2 separate regions of the Homo sapiens genome follow, and region 2 is linked to region 1. Evidence: read pairs that join two places in POLR2A ChIA-PET (ENCODE). Cell type or tissue: HepG2. All regions are shown on one strand. Each heading gives the region's core, and the rest is flanking DNA. Links, peaks and the distances in the headings are about the cores only. Region 1 overlaps ABCC3 (ATP binding cassette subfamily C member 3). Region 2 overlaps ACSF2 (acyl-CoA synthetase family member 2).

Region 1 (8,323 bases), core at 264-8,263:
GGTAAAACTCTGTGAACCTCTACTGGTTCAGGATGCTGGCTGATTCATGAATTGTTCTTTGCTCAGATAAACTCTGCTAAATTTAATTTGTCTAAAGTTTTTATTTTAACAGAATTTTTCCTCAAATGTGTGGTGACTTTTTTTTTTTTTTTTTGAGATGGAGTCTCCCTCTGTCGCCCAGGCTGGAGTGTGGTAGTACGATCTCAGCTCACTGCAACCTCTGCCTCTGAGGTTCAAGAAATTCTCCTGCCTCAGCCTCCCGAGTAGCTGGGATTACAGGCACGTGTCACAATGCCCAGCTAATTTTTGTATTTTTAGTAGAGGGGTTTTGCCATGTTGGCCAGGCTGGTCTCGAACTCCTGACTTCAAGTGATCCGCCTGCCTCGGCCTCCCAAAGTGCTGGGATTACAGGCGTGAGTCACTGCACCCGACCTGTGGTGATTCTTGCGGCTTGGCTGTCTCAATATTTTGGAGTAAGACACTAAAGAGTTGGCTGCTCTGTGTGTTGGGGGCAGGTGGATTTGGGACTGGATCTGGGACTCCTCAGGGCAATCTGTGAACAATGATGAGTGAGAGTACCAAGGACCAAGGACCAAGAAACAGCTACTGAAGACAGAGTACCGAGGACCAAGCTTATTGGCTGTTGGGCTTCACTGCAGAGTGATCAAGTAGGAACCTGGTCCTTTAGGGAAGACTCCCCCAACAACTGGAAGAATCTGGAGGTCTTTTCTCTGGGACCAATTTAGGAGTGAGGGCTGAGGGTTCTATCCTTCAGTATGCAGACTTTTACTTAATTCCACAGAATAAACTGCTGGTCTTCTGTGAGGTGGCTGGAATTTGCCTGGCTTTGAGAGGAGATGGATAAGTATCTTGGGTGTTTCATCTCTCCTTATGCATTCTCCTAGCAGCCGCTGCTTTCAGCCCTGCTCTTCCCCTTGCCTCCTTCAGCCCTCCAATCCCCGAGCTTTTACAGACTCCAAATGGCCTTTGGTTTCAGTTGTTCTCTGCTGTGTCAGTGATCACTCCTCAACCTGTTTCTCACTTTCCAAAAAGGTGTTAATATCTTGTCTGCTGTTGTCTCCTCTTCTCTTTGTCCTTGTAGGTTTACATTCTTTATTCCTTACTGTCACTTTGATGGAAAATCAGGAAGGACTGGAGATAAAGTCTTGTGTTCAATCCACCCTATAGAACCAGAAGTCCTTCCAACTACAATTTTTTTTTTTCTTTTGGGCAGAGTCTTGCTCTGTCTCCCAGGCTGGTGTGCAGTGGTGTGATCTCAGCTCACAGCAACCTCCGCCTCTGGGATTCAGGTGATTCTCCTGCCTCAGCCTCCCGAGTAGCTGGGATTACAGGCTTCCACCACCACGCCCGGCCAATTTTTGTATTTTTAGTACAGACGGGGTTTTGCCATGTTGACCAGGCTGGTTCTCAAACTCTTGACCTCAGGTCATCCACCCGCCTTGGCCTCCCAAAGTGCTGGGATTACAGGTGTGAGACACCATGCCCAGCCTCCAAGGGCGAATTAAATAGACCCGTTTCAGACTTTATGCAGGACCTCCCTGCAACAGTGTGGGCTTCCCCCATCTCTTGGAAACTACTCTTTCCTGGTCTCCTGGTTTCTTGGCAAGCATTCCTTGCTGTCTCCTTATCTTCCTTCCAGTTCACCCTGTGGACATGGGCCCTAGCTCCCAAGTTCAGACCTTGGTCCTTGGTGCTCTCTCTCATCATTGTTCACAGATTGTCCTGAGGAGTCCCAAATCCAGATCAACAGCTCAAATCACCTCCTGAGCCTCAGCGCCTACTTCCTGCTGCCTCTCAGATGGCGTCACCATCTGTCTGCAGCCACCTCATATTCAATACCTCTCAAAGTAAGATCCTTCACTCCCTGCCAGAACCAGCCCTTCCTTTGGCCTTGCCTGCCTCTGCCAAGGGCATCACCATTCTGCCAGCTACCCTGACACCTGTAGGGACATAGGTCCTATTGATTCTTGATGGAAGCATAGTAGCTGGACAAAGAGGTGTTTGAGACTTGGCAGGGAAAGGTTAAGCACCTTGGCCAAGGTCACACAGCTTAAAAGAACTCACACTTGGCCGGGCACAATGGCTTACACCTGTAATCCCAGCTCTTTGGGAGGCTGAGGTGGGAAGATCACGAGGTCAGGAGTTCGAGACCAGCCTGACCAACATGGTGAAATCCCGTCTCTACTAAAAATACAAAAATTAGCTGGGCGTGGTGGCAGGCACCTGTAATCCCAGCTACTCGGGAGGCTGAGGCAGGTGAACTGTTTGAACCCGGGAGGCGGAGGTTGCAGTGAGCTGAGATTGTGCCACTGCACTCCAGCCTGGTGACAGAGGGAGACTCCGTCTCAAAAAAATAAAAAATAAAAAGAAGAAGTCACACTTAAGCTGTGTGATCTTGACCCAGGTTCTTAACCTCTCCCCTCTCTGGGCCTTGGTTTCTTTAAGGGTAACATTGGGATGATAATATCTCTTACCTGGTTCCTCCCACCTGGCCCCTTGGCCAGACCCTCATCTCTTCATGAGCAATTGCCATAGACTTCTGGTCTCTTCCCTTCAGATTCCCTGGGGTCCCAGATCCTGCATGGTTTTCCCCTTCCTTTCTGGCCATGCCATCACAGTCTCTTTGCTGATTCCCCTGCCTGGTGCAAGAGGGTCCTGGAGCTCAGTCCTTTCCTCTTCTCTGCCTCCTTCCTATCTGCACTCAACCTCTTGGCAATCCCATGCAGTCTCATATGATGATATGATGTACCATCTATATGCCAATGACTTTCAAGTCTATCTCTCCAGCTCATTGCTCCCCAAATCTCCAGCTCCATATCTAACTGCTGACTTGACATCTTCACTCCATACACCCTACAATAGCCTGCATAGACCTGCACAATGTCCCTTCCCCCAACCCATGACCCTCTCCCCGCCTTTCCTGCTTCACTCCAGCCACTGGCCTCCTTGCTGTTTCTAAATGCACTTGCTGCTCCTGTCTCAGGGCCTTTGCACTTGCTCTTCTCTCTTCCTGGAACACTCCTCCCCCAGACATCCTGAAGTCTTTCTTTCTCAATGAAGCCTACCCTGACCATCCTGTTTAATACTGCCACCTGTGTCCCACCCCTGTATTCCCAATTCTCCCACCCTTCTCCGCTTTTTCTTTTCTCTATAACACCTATCACCTTTTGACATGATATATAATTTACTGATTTATTATATTTTCTCTCATCTTTTCCTTTACTTGCTGACATGTAAGCTCTTTGAAGGGAAGAACCTTTATTTTATTTATCTATGTATCCTAAGTACTTAGAATGGTGCCTAGCACATAGTAGGTGCTCAGAAAAAAGATTTGCTTAAATAAATCAAATATTTATTGAAGACCAGGGACATTGCCCAGTGCTTTGAGAGGCCAAGGCAGGAGCATCACTTGAGGCCAGGAGTTTGAGACCAGCCTGGGCAACATAGCAAGACGCTGTCTCTACAAAAATGTAAAACATTAGCCTGGTCTGGTGACAGGCACCTGTAGTCCCAGTTACATGGAGGCTAAGGCGGGAGGATCTCTTGAGCCCGGGAGTTTGTTGCTGCAGTGAGCCATGATTATGCCACTCCACTCTAGCCTGAGCAACAGAGCAAGACCTGGACTCTTAAAAAAAAAATACACACACACACATACACGTTTATTGAATAAATGAATGAAAGAATAATAGTATACCATCCCTTTAAACTTTCAGTAGCTCCCTACTGCCTAGAAGGCAAAGTTCAAACATTTTACTATGGCATTCAAAGCCCACAGCTGGCCTTGAACTATCTGGCTATGTGAACTGTTGAATAATCTATATGCTTGAGTTCTGAGTTCTCCCATCTTTTTTTTTTTTTTTTTTTTTTTTTTTTGATGGAATCTTGCTCTGTCGCCCAGGCTGGAGGGCAGTGGCACAATCTTGGCTTACTGCAACCTCTGCCTCCCGTGTTCAAGTGATTCTCGTGCCTCAGCCTTCTGAGTAGCTGGGATTACGGGCGTGCACCACCACGGCTGGTTAATTTCTTTCTTTTTTTTTTTTTTTTAAGGCCAAGTCTCGCTCTGTCACCCAGGCTGGAGTGCAGTGGTGCGACCTTGGCTCACTGCAACCTCTGCCTCCAGGGTTCAAGCGATTCTCCCACCTCAGCCTCCTGGGTAGCTGGAATTACAGGCACATGCCACTACGCCAGGCTAATTTTTGTTTTCTGTTTTTTTGTTTGCTTGTTTTTGAGACGGAGTCTCGCTCTGTCGCCCAGGCTGGAGTGCAGTGGCGTGATCTCGGCTCACTGCAAGCTCCGCCTCCCGGGTTCACGCCATTCTCCTGCCTCAGCCTCCTGATTGGCTGAGACTACAGGCGCCCGCCACCATGCCCGTCTAATTTTTTGTATTTTTAGTAGAGACGGGGTTTTACCGTGTTAGCGAGGATGGTCTCGATCTCCTGACCTTGTGATCTGCCCACCTCGGCCTCCCAAAGTGCTGGGATTACAGGCATGAGCCACTGCACCCGGCCTTGGTTTTTGTTTTGTTTTGGTTTTGAGACGGAGTCTCACTCTGTCACCTCGGCTGGAGTGCAGTGGCACGATCTCAGCTCTCTGCAACCTGTGCCTCCAGGGTTCAAGTGATTCTCCTGTCTCAGCCTCCCAAGTAGCTAGGACCACAGGTGCACACCACCACACCCAGCTAAATTTTGTATTATTAGTAGAGATGGGGTTTCACCATGTTGGCCAGGCTGGTCTGGAACTCCTGACCTCAAGTGATCTGCCAGCCTCAGCCTCCCAAAGTGCTGGGATTACAGGGGTGAGCCACCATGCCTGGCCAAGTTCTAGCATCTTAAGAAAACAACTCATGGAAGGGGAGTGATCTGCACTCCCTGCTTCCTTTCCCCAACCTCCCCAGCCTGCCTTCCCTTCTTCCTTTTTTTTTTTTTTTTTTTTTTGAGACGGAGTCTGGCTCTGTCACCCAGGCTGGAGTGCAGTGGTGTGACCTTGGCTCACTGCAACCTCCACCTCCCGGGTTCAAATGATTCTCCTGCCTCAGCCTCCTGAGTAGCTGGGATTACAGATGCCCGCCACCACGCCCAGCTAATTTTTGTATTTTTAGTAGAGACGGGGTTTCACCGTGTTGGTCAGGCTGGTCTCGAACTCCTGACCTTGTGATCCGCCCGCCTCAGCCTCCCAAAGTGCCAGGATTTCAGGCGTGAGCCACTGTGCCTGGCCTGCCTTCCCTTCTTAATCCCATCTGGGGCAGCCCTCTGCCCTCCAGTGCCCCTGCCCACCTGCGAGATGGCTCTTCCCAAAATACAGCTTTGTGCCTCTTGCCTCATGCCCACAAACCTGCAGTGACTCCTGCTGCTCATGAAGCCACATCCTAGCACCCAACCTGGTCCTCAAGACCCCCCCCATGGCATCTCCTCCCACCTCCTTTCCCATTGCTCCCTTCCCCCACAGCCAACTCACTTCATCCTAAATCTGCTCTGAGATTCTTGCTCCTACCCCCTTGCTCAACCTAGTCCCTCTTTTTACCACTTGTCAAAATCCTAACCTAACCACTCCAGGGAGGGGTGACAGGCCTGGCTGAAAACCCACCTTCTTCATCTTGAGCACCCTTCCTCCTAGAGAGATCCCCTTCCCTGGAGCGTCACTCTTGGCCTTGACAATGTTTGGTGAGGGCCTTGGTGAGTCAGGCAGTGGGCTGGGTTCTGCAGATACAGTGGCACGTTGGGCAGGCCTATCCCTGCTCTGTGAAGCATGCAGTCAGGGACATGCTGCCTGGGGGCATTTCATTGAAGGCCCAGGTGGGCAGAAGTTGTACCATGTACATCTTGTCCTATTCAGTATTCAGTATTCAGTAGTCCTATTCAGTATTCAGTAGTTGCTCAAACAATGTGAGCCAAGGACCCACATACTCTTGCTGAGTCTCTGACATGCTGGCCCAGGCCTGGACACTGGGTCACAGGACACACCTCTAGGCCTGATCAGGTACTCCAGTTAGTTGCCATCCAGATAGCCTGTCCCAAAGCTGCCCTGAACCCAGATCTTCAGGTCTCTGGGCCGGAGTGTACATCCCATTTCTCTGGGCCCAGCCAGAGCCTCATCTACATGGGGCCTCTCTGGGGCACCCCAGCCTCTGACCTTTCCTTGCTTTTCCCTGGCAGCCAGTTAAGTGAGGAAAATAAAGGCCCCTAATGTTTCTCCCGCATTTTATTACTGCACTTACCTAGTTGTTATCTGGATGTTGTCTCAGAACAACTTCCAGGGGTATATAGGAGGGGCACTGTTAGGCCCAGTGTACAAAAGAGAAACTACACCCACTTTGGCAACAGGTTCAAGGACACCCAGCAGTGTGTGGCCGGGACAGGCACCCAGGCTTTGTGATGCCACACGGGGCCATTGACTCACAAGGGAGTGTGCATGTTGAGGACAGGAGCCCAGGCGTGGGGACATGGTGGGAATCGCTGTGTGCACTTGCAGGCCGGTGGCATGGCTCTGTAAGGCGGGTGGGGAGTGGCCACAGGAAGAACCCAACCCCGATGCGGAGAATCCAGGATGGCTTCTGCCACTTTTGAGCCATGCAACTGTTGGTGAGCCCCTTCGTGCCCTTGAACCTCAGTCTCCACCTGTGAGTAATGGGAGTGATGACAGCATCTGGTCACCTCCCCACAGCGGGGAGAAGGTGAGGGAGAATGAACAGCAAAGCACTTCGATGGCAACGGGACAACACTCAGGGAAGCGGGTGATGGAGCCTCCAGCTGTCAGGCCCGTGTTTTGGTTTCGCAGACACCTGCTCTGTGGCAACAACCAGGGGACTTTGGGGCTGTGAGAACTGGGTGGCTGCTTTGACCCTCAAGGGCATTCAGCCTGGGCTCCTTTCCTTGAGATAAGCATGTCCCACCTGGGCAGGGCCCTCCCTAGGAGGCAGGGGGTACCCGCCCACACAGGCCCTCACCCCTAACTCCCTATTTGGTTCACTCCAGACCCTGAGCTAGGACATCAACTATGGGACACGTCATACAAAACACGTCCAGAACTGAGCTCTTGGCCGTCCCTGCCTTTCTAGCCTGCCTGGCCCGGGGATGGCAGTTCCTTCCTCCTGTCTCTCTTCCCAGACCAGAGTCCTTGGAGTTGCCCCTGATTCTTCTCTTTCTCTCACATCCCACATCCGGTCTCTCAGCAAACCCTGTCCATTCTACCTTCAAATTACAGGTTGAACGGCATGACAGTGCCACATTCAACTGTTCTTTTTTTTTTTTTTTCCCCACTGTAATCTTGACCTCTTGGGCTCAAGCGATCCTCCTGCCTCAGCCTCCTGAGTAGCTGGGACTACAGGCATGTGCCACCACGCCCAGCTAATTTTTTAATTTTTTTGTAGAGATGGGGTCCCACTATGTGGCCCAGACTGGTCTCGAACTTCTGGGCTCAAGTGATCCTCCTGCTTCGGCCTCCCAAAGTGCTGGGATTACAGGCATGAGCCACTGCACCTGGCCTTTATGATTCTTGTTTTACTGCCTCTTCCCACTAGAGTATATGCTCCACGAAGACAGATTCTTTAGCTCTGTATTCTGCAGTTGATGGTATTTCCTGTTGCTTAGAGCAGGGCCTGGCACAGAGAAGGTACTCAATAACCATCTATTGAACAAAAGAATGAATAAACAAATGAATAGATAAATGGAGGGTGCCAACTCCAGCCGCAGCCTCTGCAGCTTCATGCCCAGGAACACAGTGTTCTCTCCCTGGTACCAAGGCCACAGTTCTTGGCACCCAGAAGGGTCTCCAACTCAGTTATGTGTAAAATGAAGGTGAGGACAGGGCCAGTGAAGGTTATTCCCTGGACCCTGTAACACTCCCTGAATCCCTGCAGGGCAGGATGACGATCCCTACTCAAGGCTCTCCTCTCATTCCCGCTCTGAAGAGCACTGCTGGGAGGTGAGAGCTGAGCCCACAGCCCCCTCCCCCACCATCACCCACACAGTTTCCACAGCAACAACAGCTTCCTTAATAATGCGATTAAACAGCTGGATGGGGCTGATAAGGGGTAAGGTCCCACATCCAGAATGGACCACGTGGCAGAGGCCCCCTCATGGCAGACTTCATGGTCACTGAAGCTGAAATCACTGCAGACTCATACAGGCGATGGGGGCGGGGGGTGAGGACCCCGGAGCCCTCTGCCCCAGCTTTGCCAGGGACTTCCCAAGCCCTGGGGGCCCCAGGCCTGTTGACAGTCTCTGTCATGAGAAGAGTCATTACTTCCCTATTCCTGTGTGGTACTGGAGAAGGAAGCCACCACTGCAGGGCAGCTCCTGAAGTC
Region 2 (8,323 bases), core at 80-8,079, 180 kb after region 1:
CATCTCCTGTCTGCATCCTCACTCATTCCTTTCTCCCCTGGGGTGCCCAGTGTCTGGCCAGGTGGGGCTACCTTGGATCAGAGCAGAATCCCTTCTCTGGGACTGGAAAAATCACCCTGGTACAGGGGCTTCAGCCAGGAGGTTTGGGTGGGGAACCAACAAGGTAGAGGAGAGTCTGGTTACTGGAGACCTTCATACCTCAATGTGGGCCACAGGAAAGGGTGCGGGTGTGGAGATGTGGGCAGAATCTCACTTGGGCAGCAGCCAACCTTTGTCTGGGTGGAAGGAGCCTGCTCAAGCCTGCCCTTCTTCAGCCCTGCCTCTCCCCAGCTGAAGTTGGAGTCCCCTGTGGCCCACCAGTGCCAGAGTGGTCTTTCAGTGGGCAGCAGAGCAGCGAATTAGGGGCTGGTTTGGGGCAGGGGAGGCCAGACAGGAATTGTGGCGCCTGGGCAAAGGTGTGGGCACCAATAGAACATTTCCTCTGGAGCCGTCCAACCTGGCCAAAGGCTCCACCAAGGTGGCTTCACAAATAGCGTCTGGCTGGCAGTGGGGGAGCAGTGAGGACAGAGCTGAGGGAAGTCCTGGGACCCTGGGACTGTGGGGAGCCTGGGCCCACTGCCCACTCCACCAAGCACAGACCAAGTTCACCGTGTACCAGTTTGGATTGCTGGGGCCAAACTCTGGCAGCCCCACAGTCCCAGTGTTTGTGCAGGGATTGTGGTGCCAGGGGAAGAGGAGCTGGGTGTGGTCCTGTGGCTACTGTTTACCCACTGCTGTGACCCAGGGCAAAGGACTGCGCTTTTTCCGTTTCCCCATTTGCATATTGAAAATAACACCACCTGGCTGGGCGTGGTGGCTCACGCCTGTAATCCCAGCACTTTGGGAGGCTGAGGCGGGTAGATCACGAGGTCAGGAGATCGAGACCATCCTGGCTAACATGGTGAAACTGCGTCTCTACTAAAAAAATACAAAAAAATTAGCCGGGCATGGTGGCGGGCACTTGTAGTCCCAGCTACTCAGGAGGCTGAGGCCGGAGAATGGCGTGAACCCGGGAGGCGGAGCTTGCAGTGAGCTGAGATCGTGCCACTGTGCTCCAGCCTGGGCAACACAGTGAGACTCCATCTCAAAAAAAAAAAAAGGAAAAAAAAAAAAAAAAGAAAATAACACCATCTGTCTCAAAGGGGGTTGTGTAGATTGGATTATCTGAGATCACTTGGTCATACTGCTTTGAAAACTGGGAAACTCCTCAAAGTGCTATGGCTCAGGTTCAGGGAAGGATCCTGCCCCTCTGGCACTCGGGTGCTTACTCATTCACTCATGACCACCTTGCTCCCACCTTGCTCCCACCTTGCTCCCCAGTTCTCAGATGGTGCCTTCCTGGGTGTAACCACGCTGAAACACGTCCATTTGGAGAACAACCGCTTGAACCAGCTACCCTCCAACTTCCCCTTCGACAGCCTGGAGACCCTCGCCCTTACCAATAACCCCTGGAAGTGTACCTGCCAGCTCCGGGGCCTTCGGCGGTAAGAACACTTCCATGTCACTCCCAGAGCCCACCCTCATGTGATAGAGGCACATTAGCCCTGCACTAAGACATGTTGGACATGCATCCTAGATCTGCTACCTAATAAGCATGGGACCCTGGGAGCCTCAGTTTCCCCATTTGTAAAATGAAGATGACAGCTTCAGACTATCCTGTGGCCAAGTCAATCCTGGCCCCATAGTTCACTGCCCTTCCCCCCAGCACTCCCACCTTCTTCCCCAGCCCCAGCAAGTTTCTGTCTCTCCAGGTGGCTGGAAGCCAAGGCCTCCCGCCCAGATGCCACCTGTGCCTCACCTGCCAAGTTCAAGGGCCAGCACATCCGTGACACGGACGCCTTCCGCAGCTGCAAGTTCCCCACCAAGAGGTCCAAGAAAGCTGGCCGCCATTAAACAGGTGGGGGCCAGGTAAACAGGTCCCCTATGTCCCTCTTTGGTGATTCCAGCAAGTGAGCTGGTATCTTCCAGGATACCCCCTGGCCCTGGAGGGTCAGGCAGACCCTCCATTTTTACAGAGAGAGGAGGGGACGACTGGGTCCCCTGTTGAAGGGAGGAAAAGGTCCTGCCCAGGACTTCCACCATTTTCTTCAAGCATCATCTGTGTTGTTGGAGTACTGACATCGATCTTTGCCTCTTTGCAGGTTCTGACCCAGCCAGTCCTGGTGACTGGCCTCTGCCTTCCACCGGAGAGACTACTGACCTTCTCACCTCCACCCATACCTTCTCCCCACAGCCTCTGCTGATGCACAGAGCTGCCTACACCTAGACACGTCCTGGCAGGGGGCCTCGGGCACTCCACTACCAACCCAGCTCCACCCAGCAGTGTCCTGGGGAGAAGGAAGGCTGAGCCTCTCCCCAGCCTTCATGCCTTCCCCACCCTCCAGCTCCTCTTGGAGAAGCTGTTGCTGAGACCCCCCCCCCAAGTCAATCAGAACCACAACAGGTTGGTCATCAGGATGGCCACCCTCCCAGGATCATCCTTCCTCTGTTCCTCTTTCCCTGCCACGTGGAAACAATCATCAGATCCTTGCCCCACCCCTTGCTTCCAGAAAGGGTTTTAAAGCCCATGCCCCAACTCTGCCAGCCCCCACCTGCCAGGACGTTCTAGCAGGACATCGGTGCTTTGCTGTCCATCTTCCCATGCTGCAATTTCTTCCTGAGATTTCTATAAATATAAATGTATGTATGTATTATATTTACTCCCCTGCCACCTATCTCCTTCACCCACCAGGTGCTGATGAGGTCAGACTATCTTTTCTCACATCTGCTTTCTGGAAGGAGGGCTGGCTGAGAGGGTCTCCTTTGAACATCTGGCCTGGACTCATCCCCATGTCTGTCCATCTGCTGTCATCCCAGGCCTGGCCTGCCCACAGCCCGGGCCGCAGTCACCACTCACCACCAGGTCCTTCATATTTATCTTGTTGATGATGGCTCGGATCAACTCTGGAGGTGCAGGGGACCCAGCAATGACACCTGAATCAGAGAGAGGGCTGACACAGCTCCCCAATTCTCCAGGCCCAGTGGAGTCCTTTCACCTACAGCTCATTCAGGGGAGGAACATTCCCTTTTCTCCTCTGACCCCGAGCCTTTCCTACACCTGGCAGCTGGCCCTGGGCTGGTGTCCAGGGACACTGGGGATCTCCCTCCCTCCCACCCACATTTTTACAGCGTCCTTCTTGCCCCCTATATAAAAGACTGGGAGCATAGCTAACTCACCCGGGCCATTCCTGTGGGGGAAGCAGCCCCCTCCCCAAGCCTGGCTGCCCTTGGCCCCACCCCACCTCCACACATGGTCGAGATGTCATAACTGGAGAAGTCTGGCTGGTTCAGAATGTCCACGAACATCGTGGGGGTACCATACAGGAAGGTGCCTCTGTATAGGAGGAGGTCTCGAAATTAGGCTTGGAAGTGGAAGGGAACTCCCTGTTCTCACCCACCCCGCCATGAAACTGCAGCAAAGGGAATAGGCAGGAGAAGCTCCTGAGGCAGGAACTGGTCCTCTCCTGGGGGTCCTCCACTGTCCCCATCCTCAGTCTCCTGGCTGGAGGGAGGAGGCAGCTTGGAAAGGTGTCAGGGCCCAGGAGTGAGGAAGAAGAGGGTTTTATCAGCCCACAAGTAGCCTGTCCACCAGTGCCCACCTCTCTCTGCTGATGGCCTCCAGTGCCTTCTTGCCATTGAAGATGGGAGAGGCCAGGATGAGGGTGGCACCGTACATCAGACACATCATTGTGCCTGCCACGGAACCCAGGCAATGGTACAGGGGGTTGGGCAGGATCATCCGCAACTGCTCTGGTGTCTGGTGATGGAGACAGGAGGCTGGGTCTGTCTTGGAGCCAGACGCCAGTTCCTCTCTAGCTGGCAAGGGGAGCCCAGCCAGCCCCCCACCCCTGCCTGAGCCACCCCTCCTGCAGCCTTGCCCTGGGCCTAGTGCCGCCTCACCTTCTCATGCAGTTTCAGGCGCTCTCCTAAAATGTTGGAGTTGTTGACAATGTTGTAGTGGGAGAGGGTGGCCCCCTTGGGGCTGCCTGTTGTCCCCTGACAAGGCAAACAGGGCATGGCTTGGCCTCCTTCTCATCTCCTTCCCACCCTGGGCCACTGCCTTGAAGAGCACGGGACCGGGAATCAGGAGACAGGGATTGTTGCCCCAGATCCATCTGTTCAGTATATTTGCAAAAGGTCTACCACGATACCAGGTGTCAGGGTCCAGCAATGCAGAAGATAAGGTCTCCGTTCTCATGCCACTTACATGGCCCAGAGAACTCTGCCACCCACAAGCTGGCTTGGGCAAATTCTCTCTTCTGCGTCTCTGATTCCTCATCAGCTAAATGAGGGGCAGCCTGTAGCAGTTCCAACCTGTGTTGGTTCAGTGAATCTGCCACTGCACCGGGAACAAGAGGGCTGGAGTGGAGAGGGCGGGGGGCTAGGGGAGGAAATGTGACAAGGACACCAGGTGCTGATATTTTCCAGGGCAGAGAGGACAGCTGAAGGCCAGTCTCAGTAAAGAAGGCATGCTCTCCTCTGCTGTCTCCCCATCCCCGCGGAAGTGTCACAGGGACAGGGGGCATGTGTCCATCTGGGCTTGGGGCCTGGAGACCTCTGCCCTACCGAGGTGAACTGGATGTTGATGGGGTCATGGCAGGACAGGAACTGCTGGTTGTATTGGAGCTGGTCCAGATGCTGCCGTGTGCTGCCAGCCGCCACCACTTCATCCAGGAGCAGGGTCCCCGGCAAAGGGGCATCCACCGAGATGACTGTGGTCAGATCTGGGAGCCTGGGGTTGGGGACGATGGTGAGAGACAGGGGCTGAGGGAGGGGGCAGGGTGGGTAGGAAGTGAAGGAATCAGGGATGCTGAATGATGCACCACCCACTAACCTGGGACACACCCACCTCTGACTCTTCAAGGCCCCTGGCTGGGCATTCTCCACTTCTGGACAGATCTGCTTCAGGACGTTGTAGTATTGCTGGGTCTTGAATTGCTTGGGGAACACAAGGGCCTTGCAGCCCACCTGTGGAAGGGGAGTCCCCCACCTCCAGTCAGCGGGGAGCCCCAGACTAGAGCTCTGGGGGAGTCCTCACTAATCAGCTGCTCTCATACAGATGCACCCGCTTCTGACACACACACCTCCAGCACACTCACAGGCACCACACTCCAAGACAAATGCACACATGTACCAGCCCCGAGACACACACACCACACCCTGAGACACATATGCATCACATATGAGGATGGACACACGCACACACACACACACACACACACACCTCTGCCCTGACACACACATGCCCCCGTCCCTGCACACTCACGCCAGGTTTGTGTCTGACCAACCACGCTCTCCTTGGAGTTGGGGCCACCTTCCAATCACACATGGCCTAAGGAAGGACACTCTGCGTATCACCCGCCTATGCATGCCCTAGCTCACACCGTCAGACTCTGACAAGCAGAGTCTGTGCAGCCCCCTGTGCCAGGCCCCAGCCGGGCCCCTCCCCGACAAATGAGCTGTACCTTCTTGAGGACATACTCCAGTTCCATAGCCTGGTAGGCTGGGTTCACAGACACCTGGTGGAAGCGGCGAGGGCATATCAGTATTCTGGGCAGACCCTGTCCCTCCTGCTGCCCCTCCGCCCCCAGGAGGCATAGAGGCAGCACTCTACAGCCCCCTAACTCCCAGAGACCTCCTTGGTGGGCCTCAGGAGAAAGCACTACCTGGTTTGAAACCAACAAGGCACTGGTTTGATCCTGGGGCTGAGGGCCTGAGGGGCTCCCCTTCAGTGATGTTCCCCCATGCACACCAAGCTGTGCCAAGCAAGCCCCTCCTCACCAGAATGATGCCCGCCTGGGCGGTGGCCAACTGCATGAGCACCCATGCATAGGAGTTAGGTCCCCACATGCCCAGCCGGTCACCTTTGCAGAGGCCAATGCTCAGGAGGCCAGAAGCAGCTTTGTCCACCTAGTGTAAAAGATGGGGCGCAAGGGGTGAAAGGGGGCAAGCAGGAAGGGGCCCAAGACTCCCACCCTCAGCCCTTAGCCCGGAGTTCTCATCACAGTCACTGGGGACAAAGGGACAGGCAGATTCCCAGCCTCAGTGGGTCTGCCCTGGGGCCTGCATAGTTAACAGGTGCCCCAGGAGCTGCTGATACAGGAGGCATTGGACCCCTTGTGCGTCAGTCCTGTCTCCTTCTCCTGCCATCCCTCGGGGTTCTCTGGCAGCCCTAGCACATTGCCCCATAGCCAGGTGCCCACGCTCCTGGTTCTGCCCAGCTAGGGCAGCTTGGGAGCTAGTACTTGCCCACTTTGAGGTTTCCAGGTCAGGACCCACCTCCTCCTTGAGTTGGGCAAAGGTCAACCTGACGTCTTCATGGAGGACGACCAAGGCCTCTCGTTCTGGGACCCTCTGTGCTGTGGTCTCCAGGCACTGGCCCACAGTCTTGCTGTTAAGATGCTTTTTGGTGCACCCCTGAACGTAGCTGAGGCCTCCGATGGGCGTGGAGACCATGCGATCCACCTCTCTGGAACTGTAGGGAGAGGAGCTATGGGTTTGACTGTCCCAGATCAGTCTCCCTGGAACCAAGGGCATGGCACACCCAGCCAAGCCAGGGGGTAGGCTGCTGACAATGTGTTAGAGACCACTAGGTTTCCTCCAGATCTTCTTGTAAGCCTAAAATCCCCCAGACCCTTTTCCCAACCTCAAGCCTAATCCCAAGGCAGCAGGACAGGGACAAGGTTACACCAAGCTGGAGCAAAGGGCCCTCCTTCGCCTTCCCGGGAAAGGTGAGATGCCATAGTGAAGCCTGGGAGAGCCTGCCTGTGCAGACAGACAGATCTTACAAAGCAGGACCATGCCTTCACCCCTAGCCCCTGCCTCCTGGAGAATAAACAGGTCACTGGGGTCCTTCCTGAGGAACCAGGGAAGCGTGCCTGGACCCTGGGCTTGAATCCAAGGTCTTAGGATTTTAGACTCCTTGGTGGGCCAGTTTTTCTCCTGAGGGCCTGAAAGCCAAAGACAGAATAGGAAAGGGATAAAGGAGAGGGCAGATGGAGGCCCTAAGAGAGGCAGCTGGGCGGCCCCTGTTATTCCACAGGCCTGTAGGTGTTCAGTGCCAGGTGCTAAAGATCCTGGGCACCTGCAGATGAAGAAGAAAGCCCCTATATGCCAAATGGCACCTGGGCTCCAGCTCCCACTCTCAGATGATGTCACAAGGCAGGCAGGCAGTTTCTGTCTCCAGGGAATTAAGAAGCTGGCTGAAAGCAGCCAGTTAAGGCAAAGGGGCCAGATGTCAGATAAGCAAGGGGCACCAAGAGCCTGAGAGTACTGAGCTGGGGATGTTGAGTGGAGGAAGCAGCCAGCTCGGGACCTGGCTCGGGTTCTAGTCTGGGGCCGGGACTCTTCACCTCTCACATGTGGCTACCTATCCATTTCAGTGCACAGGTGGAAACAGGTCTGGGTAGAGGCCTGGGCAGTCACGGGAGTAGTAACCTACTCCCCAGTTTTCTCCATCGGCCTTTCAGGAACTACCCATCTCCTCCCAGCCCTGCCAGGTAAGAGACAACCCCTAAGTAAGGGCACGTCAAGCTGGAGGAGAACCTGCACTTCCATTACTGCTCCACTTAACTTTCCCCACCTTTTATTAACTGTGGCACCTGAGCCAGGCATGGTGGCTCACACCTGTAAAGTCTTGCCAGCACTTTGGGAGGCTGCAGCAGGAGGATCGCTTGAGCCCAGGAGTTCGAGATCAGCCTGGGCAATATAGGGAAACCCTGTCTCTATGAAACATTTTAAACAATTAACCAGGTATGGTGGCGCATGCCTGTAGTCCCAGCTACTCCGGAGGTTGAAGGGGGAGGATCACTCGAGCCTGGGAGGCAGAGGTTGCAGTGAGTCATGGTTGCACCACTGCACTTGAGCCTGGGTGACAGAGAGAGGCCCTGTCTCAAACAACAAACCAATAAAACCCAGTGGGACCTGGCAAGTTATCTGTTTACTCTTTGGCTCGAAGGGGATGAAGAGACTGCCTTGCCTATTCCATAGCAGGGCCATGACGTTCAAGCGTGAACAGGCCTGCAAAGGTGCTTTGCGAATGGTGAAGTGCTCTGTAGTCGACAGGCATTTTACCATCCATTCATGGCATTTATCGACCATGCTTTCGACACACATTCAGTGAGCACCCGTATGTGCCAAGTACTATGCTAGGACTAGAGATAGAACAAGCCACAGTCCTTCTTCTAAGAAGCTCCCTGTCTCTGGGGAAATTAGACATATTAGCTCTTCGTGGGTGGGAACAGCC

What was found. Peaks named below come from ENCODE experiments on the same cell type or tissue, not always from the same donor. Only the 100,000 strongest peaks of a DNase experiment are listed, where the experiment ranks them.
Region 2: POLR2A ChIA-PET joins it to region 1 with 10 read pairs; 3 of 35 experiments call an interaction of 5 or more read pairs at or near these places.

The regions. Positions count from the first base shown.
Region 1 is chr17:50,640,943-50,649,265 of GRCh38, reverse strand. The region is part of intron 1 of ABCC3 (ATP binding cassette subfamily C member 3); the gene reads right to left. Among named protein-coding and RNA genes, the nearest start is that of ABCC3, 10 kb to the right of the region's middle. RefSeq lists enhancers at 8,244-8,323, 8,216-8,323. In HepG2, for the core only: no CTCF peak of the experiment used is centred there; DNase peaks (open chromatin) are centred at 3,785 and 6,315.
Region 2 is chr17:50,458,907-50,467,229 of GRCh38, reverse strand. ACSF2 (acyl-CoA synthetase family member 2) reads right to left here. Exons shown (of 16, transcript NM_025149.6): 2 at 6,358-6,553; 3 at 5,860-5,988; 4 at 5,544-5,597; 5 at 4,928-5,046; 6 at 4,645-4,810; 7 at 3,979-4,074; 8 at 3,678-3,835; 9 at 3,321-3,412; 10 at 2,936-3,012. CHAD (chondroadherin) reads left to right here. Exons shown (of 4, transcript NM_001267.3): 2 at 1,360-1,523; 3 at 1,791-1,936; 4 at 2,181-2,734. The coding sequence ends at 1,932. Among named protein-coding and RNA genes, the nearest start is that of CHAD, 5.8 kb to the left of the region's middle. In HepG2, for the core only: no CTCF peak of the experiment used is centred there; a DNase peak (open chromatin) is centred at 7,989.